Linked DNA regions of Homo sapiens: region 2 is linked to region 1. A link is a loop called in an ENCODE intact Hi-C map of the cell type or tissue named here. Cell type or tissue: IMR-90. All regions are shown on one strand. Each heading gives the region's core, and the rest is flanking DNA. Links, peaks and the distances in the headings are about the cores only. Region 1 overlaps LNX1 (ligand of numb-protein X 1). Region 2 has its middle 96 kb from the start of LNX1-AS2.

What was found. Hi-C counts contacts between places; a loop is a spot of excess contacts. Peaks named below come from ENCODE experiments on the same cell type or tissue, not always from the same donor. Only the 100,000 strongest peaks of a DNase experiment are listed, where the experiment ranks them.
Region 2: a loop joins it to region 1, with 2.5 times the contacts of the local background. A loop is called at or near these places in 2 of 110 quality-filtered maps.

What each region holds. Positions count from the first base shown.
Region 1 is chr4:53,584,822-53,587,744 of GRCh38, forward strand. The region is part of intron 1 of LNX1 (ligand of numb-protein X 1); the gene reads right to left. Among named protein-coding and RNA genes, the nearest start is that of LNX1, 5.2 kb to the right of the region's middle. In IMR-90, for the core only: no CTCF peak of the experiment used is centred there; a DNase peak (open chromatin) is centred at 1,480; H3K27ac peaks cover 659 bases.
Region 2 is chr4:53,687,064-53,689,986 of GRCh38, forward strand. No RefSeq gene overlaps it. Among named protein-coding and RNA genes, the nearest start is that of LNX1-AS2, 96 kb to the left of the region's middle. RefSeq lists enhancers at 1,126-1,175, 1,206-1,415. In IMR-90, for the core only: no CTCF peak of the experiment used is centred there; a DNase peak (open chromatin) is centred at 1,358; H3K27ac peaks cover 1,129 bases.

The DNA of each region.
Region 1 (2,923 bases), core at 153-2,652:
GTCAGTTTTTCAAATAGCTAGTGCTTCCCACGTTACTTTGACCTTTGGCCTTGTTCTGCCTTTCAGTGTAACGTATATCACATTTGCTTACTCAAAACATGACACACACATCCCCAAATTAAAGACAGCATTGGGTGGTTCCTCCCTTGTTTTTATCTTTGTCTTTGGTTCTTCCAATTGTCTTCCTGGGTAGTCCAGATGGTGGTAAAAGATCTACCCAGGATGCCTTCTAGTTTGTTAAGGTCCCTTTGAAAACCCGTACCTGGAAGTGAAGTTATCCTGTTTTGGTTTGGAGGACTCAGGATTCAGTGGAGTGATCACTTCCTTAACCAGGATACTATGTGTTTACTAATGCAATCTATGATGGTTTTTACTGTTTTGTCTTATTAGATATCTCACACTGTTGACTGGAAGAACTCAGTAGGCCTTTAGAGTACAAAACACTTACTACTGTGGCATGAACATAGAAATAAATGAAGGTAGTGATGATGGCTGCCAATTCTGACTCTCCTTGCCTGTACTTTGCTCAGTATTTCAGCCTCCAAGTGGACAAGAAATCTCTCCATAAGTAGTTGGAAGAGCTTGTGTATATGGTTGTCAGCTGGGGATACAGTGGGTAGAATGAGGGTCCCTGCAAAAGATATATCCATGTCTTAACCCCAGAACCTGTGACTATGACCTTACAGGAAAACGATCTAAGAAGGTGTCATGAGGTTTAGGATCTTGAGATGAGATCATTCTGGATTATCTGAGTGGGTCCTAAATTCAATGACAGATGTCCTTAGACACTTATAAGACAGGAGGAGAAGACACAAACGCAGAGGAGAAGGTGATGTGAGGAGAGAGGCAGAGATTGGAATTATGCACCCACAAGCTAAGGAATGTCTAGAGCTACTAGAAACTGAAAGAGACCAGAGAAGACCCTCTCCTGGAGCCTTCAGAGGAGTGTGGCCCTGCTGTTACCTTTATTTCAAACTTCCAGCCTCCAGAACTGTGAGACAATAAATGGGAGTTGTTTTAAGCCACCAAGTTTATGGGTATTTGTTATGGCAGCCCTAGAAATACAGGGGTTACATATTTCCAGGGGTATTCCTGCAGGAATGGGGTGAATGCTCCCAACGATCCTTTCCAACACTTCTCTATAGGGCTTAGAAATAGGGAAAAATATTTGGAGACAGCAGCCACATAGATTGCTACATATTTAGCAACTCTACCCTATTAGAAAATGTATTAATTTCCCTTTAATTCATTAATAAGTTAGAATACAGATGCTTTCAGAGATGACTGTTAGACTAAATTTGCAAAGGGCCTCAAGGGAAAAAAAAAAGGCCACAGATAGAATGGCTGAGTGTGTGTATGTTGTGGAAGATGTAATATAAGTCAGACAATCATATTTAATGAGGAGTCTGAAAACACATGGTGACTCATGTATTCATGCGAGTATGCAGGAGCCTAAACATGCTGCGCTCTATTCAGAAAAGGCCACGTGACTGTCAAAAGCAGTCATAAGCAAGTTATGCAAATCATCTCAGCAGATAGCAATGACATATTTAGACCTCCCCATCATGCATGTGCTATTGTGCCAAGAAGCTATTAAAGAAAATTCTTGGAGAGTTTCGACTCTGCTGCTGGTGAAGTCTTTTGTGTGCCTGTGACAAATGCGTCAAACACAAGAAGCAAATAAGAGTCACTTGAAAAAAATCATGGAGTCTAAGTCCACATATTCTAAGTCACAAATTAGTGATGTTACCAAAAATGTCCCCGGTTAATTGGGATAGAACTTGCTCCCACTGTTAGAAGTGTACTAGTCAGCCTACCATGCCAAGGAACTTGGCTTTCTAGAGCAGAGAGAAGTTCTTTCAGATGGATAGGTGAAGAAGGGCAAAGGCAAAGAGAACAAGAGTAAACAGATGATTGTAAAAACTGCAAATCTCAAATTGGTGGATCATCTTGTCTACCTTCTACCTGAGGCAGAAATTCTTTTTAGAATATAAAATAAAAAATAATGATTATTACTATTTAATGAGCAGTTTGCAATATGCAAGATACTGTGCTGGGTATTCAACATGTTTTTTCATTTAATCTAAAATAATCCTATGAGATCATTAAGGTAATCTTCACTTTACAGATGAGTGTATGTGCAGCTGAAAAACACAAATCCTCTTTGTCATTCATTTATTAATTCATTCACTCATCCAGCAAACATACACCATGCACTAAATATGCCAAAAAAAATGATCACCTTCAGTGACAAGAAACTCAGTATCCCAAAAGGCAACCTACTACATTTTCGGACAACTCTAATTCATAGAAAGTTCTTCCTCTTACTGATCTGAAGTGTGTATCTGTGTAACTAACCAAATAGGTCACTGTGGTGTCCTCATGTCACACAGAACAAAATGGAGGAAAGGGTAAACACAGAAAGTTTACGGGAGACAACAAACGTTTTCTGTTCCTGATTTCAGCTCAGTGTAGTTTTCCACATTTTATGGTTTTTTTATGGTTTTCATGTCAACCCTATTCTTTGGGGATAGTTAATGATTAAATCATATTAACCCAGGAACAGTGACACAGTCTTCCTTCCAAACAGTTTTGAAAAGCCTTTGATACTTTGGAGGCATTGTCAGAGGACAATAAATTTGCCAACCACATAAAAGAGAGTCTATGTAATGTCAGTACATAAATATTAGGAATAGTTGTATGCTACTGGGAAGTCCATGAATACTGAGGCAATGAGGAGGACACACTTTAGAGCATCTCTTATGTGTCCTCGCCTTGCCAGCATCTTACAGACGGCATTTCGAGTAGTCAAGATCGTATCCTGGTCAAGAGAGTGAAAGGAAAAAAAAAGTAGTCAAGATCCCACCAGACCCTATTTTCTCCACTTTAAGTGAGGAATTCAAATATAGAAAGGAAGTCTTAG
Region 2 (2,923 bases), core at 227-2,726, 100 kb after region 1:
TTTTCCCAAGCTGTTTCCTAGACCTGGAGAGCCCTCCTTCCCTTTCCTTTAGAATAGTCTAAAAGTCCCTTTATTTTTCTTTTTTCTTGTTCTTCTAATAGATATAATTTAATGTGCCAGAGGCTGCTGATTGCCTGTCAATATCTATTTTCCCTTTCACCTTTTAGAAATAGAATCTTTGAGTTTTGCTAGTCATATAGCTCCTTGGAATGAAGGCGTTTCCCAGCTTCCATCATAACTCAGTGTCCAAGGAGCTGTGACCAGAAGCAAGGTGTACAACAACTGCGTCACACCTAAGAGAAGGAAGTACGTCTTCCCTCTCCTTCTCCCTCTTTCCACTAGATGAAATACAGACCAAGGTGGTGTGTTGGGGAGCTATACAGTCTTTAGCCATGCAGATAAAGGCAACAACATGAGACAGCAGAGCCGAGAGTTAGATGGAACCTGGGCCCCAACAAAATGGACCTGTCATATAAGCCCTGGACTCCCTGTGCTCAGACCATTAAGTATGAGGAAAAAATATTTCTATCTTGTTTAATTCTCTGGTTTTGGTATTTCTTGGCTGTCTTTGTTACAGTAGCCAATCTGTATCCTTAGAAATACATTCTTATGATGAGTTCATGTCCTTTGCAGGAGCATGGATGAAGCTAGAAGCCATCATTCTCAGCAAACTAACACAGGAACAGAAAACCAAACACCGCATGTTCTCACTCATAAGTGGGAGTTGAACAATGAGAACACTTGGACACAGGGAGGGGAACATCACACACCAGGGCCTGTCAGGGGTTGGGGGGCAAGGGAGGGAGAACATTAGTACAAGTACCTAATGCATGCGGGGCTGAAGACCTAGATCATGAGTTGATAGGTGCAGCAAACCACCATGGCACATGTATACCTATGTAGCAAACATGCACATTCTGCACATGTATCCCAGAACTTGAAGAACTTAAAGTAAAAAAAGAAAAGAAAAGAAATATAGTCTCACTTCTTTGATCATCTACACCCCTCTGAGTTTTTCCTAAAGGATTTCTTAAATTTACCATGTAGCAGAGTAAACATGGAATTTGAAGCTAGATAGCCCTGGCTTTGAATCCCAGCTCCACCACTTCTCAGCTGGGTGGCTCCAGCCTACTTGCTTAGTCTCTCTGAGCTTCAGTTTCTTTACCTGCAAGCACTGAAGACAACAGTCCATGGAGTAACTTTCCACTATTCTGAGCTGCCTCTCTAGGGTGATTTTCATCTGGCTGTGTGGACCTCATGAGTCACTCTTCTCCACTATAGGAAAATACCAACCACAGAAACCAAAATGTTCACATCTGCTACTCAGGCACCCTCTCCCACGAAGCAAGCTGGAAATGCTGACACATTCTGCAGCTCTCCCTTGGCTGTAATCTGGGCAGACCATCACCCCTCTGTTTGTAGATGCAAGGCTATGATTCACCCTTCCTCAATCCAATTCCTTACATAAAGAGATTATTATAATTCCAAATTCCCAGCTTATTCTTCATACACTCATAGATGCTTAGAGTTACAAGGCACTTGAGGGTCTTGTGGTCCAATCTTCCCTCTGAAATCAGTGCGGCCCTGGTGAGGACTTCCTCCACAGCCTGTCTCACCAACAGGCATCTTGCCTCTGCTGAATGTGCCTACTTGTCACATGGCAGCCTGTTCTATTTTTTGACAGCAAAATCATTATAAGTTTCTTCCTGATACCTTTATTTAGTCCCATTTCTGGAAGGCTCATTACTTAAAAATGTTAACCCAGGATGGAATAATTCAGAGACTGTGCTCTACAGAGCTAATCTAATTTCTTGTATACATCTTTATTGATGTCAATTTTGGGAGACTTATCTTCATCATCTTCTTCATCTTCTACTATCTCACACATGGCTAGTGGTTTTCAAATGTTTCTAATCAAGCATCTCTATCAGTAAATACTTTTTGAGCATGTCTCTCCAAACATATCCATACTTATTTATATAATAATATATGTATTACTGTGTTAGCATTTTAGAAAATGAATGAGACACATATAAAAATAGATATTAAAGATGATAAGAAAAATGTAAATGTGAGTTCAAATAGTTCCTGCTCGCATTTCAAGGGATCATCTTGCACATCCCCTGGGCTGCAGATCTCTCTCTTTGGAAATGACTGAGCTATTCATGATGCCCCTCCTCACCAGCATACAAGCCCTATATGAGGACAGAGATTCTGTCTTATGTTCTCTGTTGTGCCCGGTGCTTAGAACAATGTCTGGCTTAGAACAGTATCTGGTGCACAGGACACATTCTGTAACTTTTTTTTAATCAATCAGTGATTCCCAGATCTTTATTTATAGCACAGATTCTTCATTTCCAACTGTCTACAAGACAGCTTCACCTGGATCTCCTCAGGTATTTCAAACCCAACACACACCCAGCTGAACTCTTCATCTCTAGTGTCTTCCCCCACCAAAGTGTCATCATTTGATTCTCACTGCCTACTTCACACCTGTCCCCCATGTCGCTAAACTGGTTGACATTAAACACACAACTGACTGATCTCACTTTAAATTAAAGACCATACATCTCAGGTGGACAGCCTCCATTGCTCCTCAATTCAAATACATCTTCTATCCCACTTCCTCTCCTGATCTCGTGGCTAATTCGCCATATCTCCTTCCCACTTCTCAAAACTTCAGCACCCTTCTACTTCCTTACTATCAGCTGAATATTTTTCTGAGAAAATAAGAACAACTGAAGAGGACTTCTGTTGGTAGGACCAAATCCACCACACTTCAAGCACCTGAGTCCCTATGTTCTCCTTTTCCTCCTCTTCCAGTGAGTGAGATTGTACCTATTCCTAAGACTAACCTCTCTCTACTTGTGCACTGTCTCTCCTGCTCACTCAAAGCTTTGATGCCTACGATTCATTCCTCTTT